2 separate regions of the Homo sapiens genome follow, and region 2 is linked to region 1. The links are chromatin contacts, found by Hi-C or POLR2A ChIA-PET in ENCODE. All regions are on one chromosome and are shown on one strand. Each heading gives the region's core, a stretch centred on a gene start or an enhancer-like site at or near the end of the contact. The rest is flanking DNA. Distances are from core to core; before and after follow the strand shown.

Region 1 (4,318 bases), core at 37-2,536:
AGAGAGGAATATTCCAGGAGATTCCCAATCACTTAAAGAGGAGAGAAAAAAAGAAAGCCTGGCTGTAGAAACAAAGCTTGGAGAAATCAGAAAAGAATCTGTACCTGCCAAAGGAGGGTGGGGAAAAGGAGTGGGAAGCAAAAGGGAAGAATCAAATGCAAATAAGGAGCATTACATTCCTAAGATTATAAAATTTCATTGGGGGCACAAGAAAAACTTGCACACTTAAGCAAGTTATACTTAACTGAATGTAACAGGGTTTCTTGGATTAAGCCTCAGGATACGCCTTTCAAACTCTAAAACCGGTGCTCAAATTTTCAATACTACATTACAATACTACAGCATTTACGGTAAATTCGATTTACGCTAACCACCCAATTCATTTTAAGTTTTCTGTCCTTTCCTAGAGGGAGCGGTCTCCAATTTCTCTCAGTTCCAGCTTTCCTTCTCCTTTTTCTCATCTGCTTAACACTGATGTGCTTCTCTGAAACTACCTTCAGCAGGAGAGCACGGGCCCCAGAGAGACCCCGAGGTTCAGAGCCCCGACACTGAAGGCAGGGACAGCGTTGTTGATCTGAGCCTACAACAGGCCGAGAAACAGATCTTTCCCACCCGGATTCTTTCTCCCAAACCAACTTTTATTTATGTATTAAACAGACGGGGTCTGGCTGTTGCCCAGGCTGGAGGGCAGTGGCTATTCACAGGCGCGATCCCACTAACGATCAGCACTGGGGTTTTGCCCTGCTCGGTTTCCGAGCTGGGCCGGTTCCCCCTCCCTGGGGAACCTGGTGGTCCCCGCTCCCGAGAGGTCACCACACAGATGCAGAACTCAGAGGCACCGCGCGACGGACCTAGCGCATATACAGCGCAGAGCTCCCGGGCTCAAGCGCTGCTCCCGCCTCAGCCTTCCGAGTGGCCGGGGCCACAGACGCGCGCGGCCAAGCCCGGCCAGACCAGCTTTTCCCCAGGTCAATTCCAGAACAGCACACGCAGCAAGACTGCACCTTCTCCAGCCCAGCCCGGAGCTCAGTCCGTGGGCCACTGCCAACCCCCAGGCCCAGGCCCCGGCCGCCCCACTCCCTGGACGCGGACCCCAATCCAGCTGCGACAGGGACCCGAGTTTCGACAGAGCCTGCATCCTCCACCGGCCCTTCTTACCGAAGCCGGCTCGGCCATGGCGGTTCCGCACGAACCGGCCCTGCCTGGCACGGCCTCCCCTCCGCTCCGCCCCAACCCAACTCCCAGGTACAGCCCTGCTGGCCCCCAAAGGCAGAGCCGGCCGGGCGCGGTGCATGCTGGGACTCGGCGCTCGGAAGCGGAAGCCGCTCCGCCCCATAGCGCCCCCTGCGGGCGGGAGGAGCGGCGCCGCCAGAGGGAGTCGGTCCTCAGAGGAGGGGCCCGGGCACCCTCCGTGCGGGCCGCAGCACGCCGGTCTTTGAGGGACCCTTGGACTCCCGGATCTGCATGCGAGGGATGCGGTCGAAGACGAGATGAGGGAGCTGACGGGAGGGGAAACGGAGGGGCAGGTGAACATGGAGAGAGCAGGAACAGGGAGAGAGTAGGGACAGCGACTGGGAGACGCGCTCCACAGAAACCCGGACTGAGAGGCAGCGAGAGGGTGAGAGTCCGGTGCTGTTCCTTCCAAAGCTGCCCCCAAGTCAGGGATGAGCTCGAGGGTTTCGTTTGTGAGGGGGTCCCGGGAATCCAGCGAGGCCGGGTAGGTGGTGGGGGGCGCGCGGTGGCCCGGGGTGTCCGTCCCGCCGGGGGCGCGGAGGCCGTGTGGGCCCCGGGCATGTCCCGTCGGGGACGCGGAGGAGGGGTCCGCCCACCACGTCCGGTCCCCGTGGGTGCAGCGCCCTTCTGGGCTCCCCGAGCGTCCACACTCCCTCCTTGGCAGAGAAAGGCCTCGGGCAGAGACCCCATGCGGAAGCCACCCCGGCCTCGGGGCCGCCTGCGGGGACTCAGGGTCGCCCAGGGATGCGGGCCGGGCACCCCTAGCCCCCGGCGGGAGACTGTGACAGAGCGGGAGAAGACGGAGGAGGCCATGACACAGGGCGTGAGAAACACGAAGACGCAAAAACGGGAGAGGTGGGAAGACGCAGAAGGGGAAACCAGGGAGAGACAGAAAGGAGAGAGAGGGCAAGGAAGGGGGTGGCGACTGTCCCCAGAAAATCAACCTCGCATTCTGTCCTAGTCATGTTTTAGGTGTCAGGCTAAAGTAACAAATGAAAAGTGTGTAGTTAGAAAGGATGTCCATGAGAAAGTAGTCCCTGCATAGGCTGAGGAGCGTGTGCACATCTGTATTTGTCCCGGAATCGTGAAATGTAGATGCACCTTACTGATTAAAGGGTTAAAAAAAAAAAACCTTACATTAAAACTAACGTTTCGGATGGGCGCGGTGCCTCACGCCTGTAATCCCAGCACTTTGGGAGGCGGAGGCGGGCGGATCACGAGGTCAGGAGAGCGAGACCATCCTGGCTAACGGCGAAACCCCGTCTCTACTAAAAATACAAAAAAAAAAAAAAAAAAAATAGCCGAGCGTTGTGGCGGGCGCCTGTAGTCCCAGCTCCTAGGGAGGCTGAGTCGGGAGAGTGGCGTGAACCCGGGAGGCGGAGCTTGCAGTGAGCCGAGATCGCGCCACTGCACTCCAGCCTGGGCGACAGAGGGAGACTCCATCTCAAAAAAACCAAAAACAAACAAACAAAAAAACTAACGTTTCTTTGGGTGTAAAGTTCTATGAATTTTCACATATGTATGTATACGTGTAGTAACCACTGTAACCAGGATACGGAAGAGCCCTGTCCCACCCTGAAACTCCTTGTGCTGCCATTCTCTTCTGTGCTTCATTTGCTTTATGGTCACTCCCTCCGACACCTGGATCCTTGGCAAGGACTGATCTGCTCTTGAAACCTAGTTTTCTCTTTTTAGAAATGGTATATAAATGGAATCATACAGTATGATATAACCTTTTGTGACTGGCTCCTCAAAAGCGTAATGCTTTTGTGATTCATCCATGTTTACGAAGAGTCAAACTGTAAAATATTTAGAAGTTTATTCTGAGCCAAATATGAGTGAGGAAGGCCAAGGTACTGTCTGAAGAGGTCCTAAGAACATGTATCCAAGGTGGTTGGGTTACAGCTTGATTTTACACGTTTTGGGAAGACTTAAGACATCAGTCAATACATGTAAAGTGTACACTGGTTCTGTCAGGAAAGGCGGGACAACTCCAAGCGGTGCTTACAGGTCACAGGCGGATTCAGCGATTTTCTGATTGGCAATTGGCTATCTGAAGACCAGGTTCATAGAAAGGAGTGTCTGGGTTAAGATAAGGGGTTGTGGAGACCAAGATTCTTAGGATGTCTCATAGTGACTGTCTTTAGATGGCAAAAATTTCCTATTTAAACCTTTAAAAGGTGCTAGATTCTCTGGCCGGGCGCAGTAGCTCACGTCTGTAATCCCAGCACTTTGGGAGGCTGAGGCAGTAGGATTGCCTGAGCACAGGAGTTGAAGACCAGCCTGGGCAACATGGCGAAACCCCATCTCTACAGAAAATACAAGATTTTGTCAGCACAGTGGCAAAGACGTTAATCTCAGCTATTTGGGAGGCAGAGGTGGGAGGATTACTTGAGCCTGGGAGGCGAAGGTTGCAGTGAGCACAGATTGTGCTGACACTACAGCCTGGGTGAGAGAGGAAGACAGAGGGAGACTCTGTCTCAAAAAAATAAAATAAAATAAAATAAAATTATATATATATATATATTGTTTGTTTGTTGGGTTTTTTCCAGACGTAGTCTTGCTCTGTTGCCTAGGCTGGAGTAGAGTGGTGTGATCTTGGCTCACTGCAACCTCCGCCTCCCAGGTTCAAGCGATTCTCCTGCCTCAGCCTCCCAAGTAGTTGGGATTACAGGTATGTGCCACCACATTGGGCTAATTTTTGTATTCTTAGTAGAGATGGGGTTTCACCATGTTGGCCAGGCTAGTCTTCAACTCTTGACCTCGTGATCCACCTACCTCGGCCTCCCAAAGTGCTGGGATTACAGGCATGAGCCACTGTGCCTGGCCCTATATTTTCATATAAATATATAATATATACTGCAAAGAAGCATATTTGGGGATAAAATATTTTGATTTCCTTCTTTGTCATGCAATGTTATGCCAGAGTCAGGTTGGAAACTAAGCGGTTATATAGGGTTAAATAAAACCCTTCTGGTGAGATTTTTATAGTTTGTAGGGCATGATTTCCTATGTCCCTTAGTTAGAAATTTGGACAAGAAAGGAAAAAAGGTCACAATTTAGTTGGTATCCATATCATTGTGTG
Region 2 (4,318 bases), core at 1,077-3,576, 2.1 Mb after region 1:
GGGTCTTCGCTGACCAAGCTGCCCCCATAATTTGCTCCCAGGGTGAGGGCTGGAGGCAGGGCAGGCAAGGGCAGCCTGCTGGGGCGCCCCAGACACAGCCAGGATTCTCTGATTGGGAGGAGGGGAACTGCGTTAGAGGTGGGCTGCCCAGGGGGGCCTGGGGTGGGTCAGGGCAGTGACACTTGCACTCACATTTCCCTTCCTGTCTGCCCAGGTCAGCAGCCACCTCCTCCTCTTCCCATCCCCACCCCAGTGAGGTCAGCAGTCAGGGTTCATGGGGGCTGTGGAGACTGAGAGGAGGCGGCTCCTCCTCCCTTGCCACTACCCCTGGGTGGTCAGATGGGGTGTAAATGAGATGCAAATGCATCGAGCGAAGTGTTCCAAACCCCACTTGTCCAGACTCCAGAAGGGAGATGGGGAGGGCCAGAGAGAGTTTCAGGGGCTGTGAAACAGAAAGAGCGGGGTGGGATGGGGACTGGGACCACGAAAGCAGGAAGAAGATCAGAGGGCAGGGGATGCAGACCCTGGCACTGTTAACATGGACACACCACCCACCTCACCCCCAGGCATGAGGAGGGGCCCCCTTGGGCTTGCTGTTTTCCTTCCAACTGCTACCTCTCCCTCCTGGTCCTCCAGGCTCTGTGTCTAACCCTAATGTCCTCCCACCCTCGGTCAGCAGCTGTCTCTGCCTATCTCTCCTGCAGTGAAACCTGCCTGTCCATGTGTCTGCTTCCCTCACCCCACCTGACCCTGTCACTCAGGCCTCCAGGGTAGCAGCCCAGAATGGAGCCCAGGCCTGGCCACCAGCTAGGTGGGGCACTGGGGCTCACAGCCACTCAAGAACTGAAGCTGTAAGTTGACCAGATTAAAAAAACAGTCCACGTGTACAGCCTCTCCCCACTAGATGGGCCTTTTTAAAGGGGCTCCCACCAGCAGCCAGGTTAGGACTGGTAACTCAGCTAGCTGACATGGACACCTTGGGAAGTTACCCCCAGGGGTCCCTGGGGCTGGAGGACAGGCCACTCCAGGGAGTCCCCCTCTTCCTGTCAGCTGCTCTCCCCAGTTATCAAGGCCAGGGATACTGGCCCATCTGCTGAAGAGGCCCTGAGAGGGAGGCTTTCAGAGCCCCCAGAGAGCTGTGCCCGCCACCAGCCCCATCCCCATGAAAGGCCAAAATCCTAGGGACTCTGGCCTTACTGAGAGGGTGTCTTCCTTGGGGTCACAACCAAATTTGGCCATAGTAAACCCGACAGCTTCCTCTACACAGGGCCTCCACTCCCTCACCCATCCCAAGAGTCGCAGCCCCTGCTTCTCCCATTCCCCACCCCTCCATACCCCTCCCAGCCGGGCCCTACTGACTCAGCTCCAGCCTCCCGGGCTCCCACGTGCCTTCACAGCCTGCCTGTGGCAGGACAGTGCTCCCCTGTCCCTTCGGTCTCTAGGCCTCATGTCCCCAACTCCAGCCCCTTCCTTCACATGTTCGAGGAGTTAAGGACATCAGCTTCTGGTGGCTGAGTCCGCCAAGGAGACCCTCAGAGCCCCTAACTTGGGCTAAGTCCCTAGAGCGGTCCTCTCCCCCACCCTAAGGCAGAAGCTCCAGAGCCCTCCCGCTGGGATGCAGAGGTGGCTCAGCCTGCGAGCTTCCCGCTACAGTGCCTCCAGGGTCACCTGCTCCTTGCTCCGGAGACACAAGCAGTGACACTGTCCCAACGGATGAACAGACAGCCCAGCCCAGCCTCTGCCATGTCCCCATCCCCCACCCCCACCCCCAGGGCAGGGGCAACACCTGGGCCCACAAGGAAAAGAACGAAAGTCAACCTGTCGGCTACAGCGAGGACCCCCTACTTGGGGGGTAGAGTCCCCAAGTCCCACCCCCGCCCCTGACAAGAGCCATGCAAACGCCTCCCTTCCCCGCCTCGCGTCAGACCCGGCCGGCCGCCTGGCGACGTGTTCGGGTGCCAGGGCGCCAGCACAGTCCCGCGGCCGGGCCGTGGGCCATGACGCCCCCCACTAGAGGGGTGGGAGAGCGGGAGCGCCCTCCCGGCCCCTCCCGATCAGCCCTCCATTCAGCCCGAGCCAGCTCGCTTGCCCTCCCCCGCTAACTTTCCCCCACTCACCACCCCATGGACCAGAAACTCAAAAAGTTTGCTTTTCGTGGCTTTGCGCGCCCCTCCGGCAACTTCGTCCGCGGCCATCGGGGTGGGCTCAGCGGCTCCTCTCACTCTCTCTCTCTCTTCCTCTTTCTTTCCCTTTTCTGCCTTTTTTTTTCCTCCAACTCTCCCCTCTGAGTCCTGCTGGGCTCTCTCACACTTCTACTCGAGCGGAGTGGGGAGGGGGCCCCTTCAGGGCTGCCCTGACGGCCCACGGCCCACGCCGCCGCCGCCCGCCCGCCGCCGCCGCCGCCGCCGCGGCTGCCGCATTCCTGCACTGATAAGACAGAAATAGTCCGGCGGCCCGGGGTCTGCCTGTTGACTCGGCGGGGACGGGGCCGCCTGCCTTTCCAAGCCCGCTGTCCAAACAGCGCAGATAAGCGGCGAGGCGCGCCGACCAGCCCGGCCGCGGGCGCTGGGCAGCAGTGCTGCAGCCCGAAGCCGCCGAGGCCCGCGGGAGGCGGCGCGGGGAGGGGACGCCAGGGGAGGCGGCGGGGGGTCGCCGGCCACCGGCTCTCGCCACAAATAGTTTCTCCGTCAGGGAATTCGCCGGCCGCGCCAGGCAGGGAACAGTCAGTTCCAACTTTTCCCCCAGCGGCTCCTGCTGCATTTCTGAGGCCCTTTCCCCAGAGACCTGGCAGGCCGAGCAGGGAAACATTCGCTGGCAGGAACCGGGGGAGCCCGGCCCGCGAGGCCTCGCGCCTGCCCGGGGCCGGCGGCGGTGGGTGTGCCCGGGCGGCGGCGTGGCCCTGCGTCCACTGCTGTGTGTGCCCTTGTCTCACACGCCGTGTGTGTCCGCGCCCTTTTGTGGCGTGGCAGCTTATGTGCGTGCAGACAGACGCCCTGTATGTGTGCCTCCCTCCACGACAGCCTCCGTGCGCGCGCGCCTGCGTGTGTGGCAGGACATGGCCTGTGCCTTTCAGCTCTGTGAGAGGCTATTTCTGGGTATGTGAGTCTTTGTTTGCCGCTCTGTGAGAAAGTGAGGGCAATAGGGGAAGTATTTCAGAAAGAGGGACAGGGATTGTGCTCATGAGAACAGGAAGAGAATGAATGTGGGGAATGGCGCAGCGCCAGGGGGGTGCTCGGGTGGGTGCGTGGAGAGAACGAGGCAAGCTGGGCTTGGTTTCCTTGGGGTGGGGGTGGAGTGGGGTTAGGGGACCCAGAGGAGTTGGGGCAGCTGGGCTGGGTATAGTGGGTATATTGGGCCGGCCTCAAGACCCCAAAGAGAGGGGTCTTGAGGCTGGGGTGTGGCGTGGGGTGGCAAGGGAGCCCCAGAAGGGGCGTGTGGAAGGAGTTGGCAGTCCCTGGAGTGGAGGAGGGACCGGAAGGAGGAGGGGCAAATCCTGACATACCCAGGCAGGGAGTCCTGGGCCTACCCAGGTCCCCAAAGGCCACGCCCCTTTTTTCTCCTTCTTGGGGAGGAGCCGTGGGCTTTGGAACAAGGCCCTTGGGTCAAGTTTGGGGGTCTGCTGGGGCCTCACTGTGAGAATCCAGGTGAGGGCAGGACCATAGCCTAGTGCCTAGGGGAGTTTGTTGAAACACTTACTTGAAGTTGGGCCCTGAAGACTGAAGGGTACTGACCCTAAACCCTTCAGAATGCCTTTGCCCAGGGGGTCCTTTCTGCCTGCAGCCTGATTTCTGCTGGCCCTGGTTGTGCTCTTGGCTGTCACTGTTCATTTAGGTGCCCACTGTCAATCTGAAATGTCAGGGAGGACATCTGGTCCAGGTTGCTCCTCCACCACCCCTAGCTTGAAAGGGGACCTAGAGATCCCCTTGCTACCAAATCTCTCCCAGGGCTTTAGCCTAGACTACCCCCCACACACCCCCACACACAGAGCCTGGGCCCTGACACGGTGGGGATGGGTGGGTGGCCTGCCTCTGTCTGCCATAGGTCATGCTGCTGGGAACCTGGGGAAGTGACTTGCCCAGTCTGCCTGCTAACCTCCAGAATCCCCGCTCACTCCCATTTCTTAGCCCCTGCCCCCGATTCTTTTACCTGGAATGCCCTTTGCCTGCCCTCTGCCTTCCCTCTGCTTGTCCAAATCACACCTATTCTTTAAAGCCCAGCCCAGGCCCCACTTCCTCCAGGAAGCCTTCCTTCGTCCTACTTGTATGCAAAGATTTTTCTCTTCTCCAAATGCTCATTGCCATCTACCCAGCACCATGAA

What was found. Hi-C counts contacts between places; a loop is a spot of excess contacts on that map. ChIA-PET counts read pairs that join two places held with the same protein, here RNA polymerase II (POLR2A). Pooled maps may share reads with other maps.
Region 2: a pooled map shows a loop between it and region 1 (2.6-fold over the local background). The contact joins the promoter of SMARCD3 here to the promoter of ZNF425 in region 1. A Hi-C loop is called at or near these places in 3 of 168 maps with a recorded cell type or tissue (CD4-positive, alpha-beta T cell and naive thymus-derived CD4-positive, alpha-beta T cell) and 7 of 50 pooled maps. POLR2A ChIA-PET finds 5 or more read pairs at or near these places in 2 of 52 experiments (GM12878 and OCI-LY7).

What each region holds. Positions count from the first base shown.
Region 1 is chr7:149,125,038-149,129,355 of GRCh38, forward strand. ZNF425 (zinc finger protein 425) reads right to left here and starts at 1,287. Exons shown (of 4, transcript NM_001001661.3): 1 at 1,159-1,287. The coding sequence starts at 1,176. It also overlaps the pseudogene RN7SL521P and a transcript of ZNF398 not described here. RefSeq lists enhancers at 1-202, 450-1,001, 1,002-1,553, 2,217-2,266 and silencers at 712-885, 1,617-2,056.
Region 2 is chr7:151,246,368-151,250,685 of GRCh38, forward strand. SMARCD3 (SWI/SNF related BAF chromatin remodeling complex subunit D3) reads right to left here and starts at 2,327. Exons shown (of 13, transcript NM_001003801.2): 1 at 2,118-2,327. The coding sequence starts at 2,195. RefSeq lists an enhancer at 1-568 and silencers at 556-850, 2,898-2,987.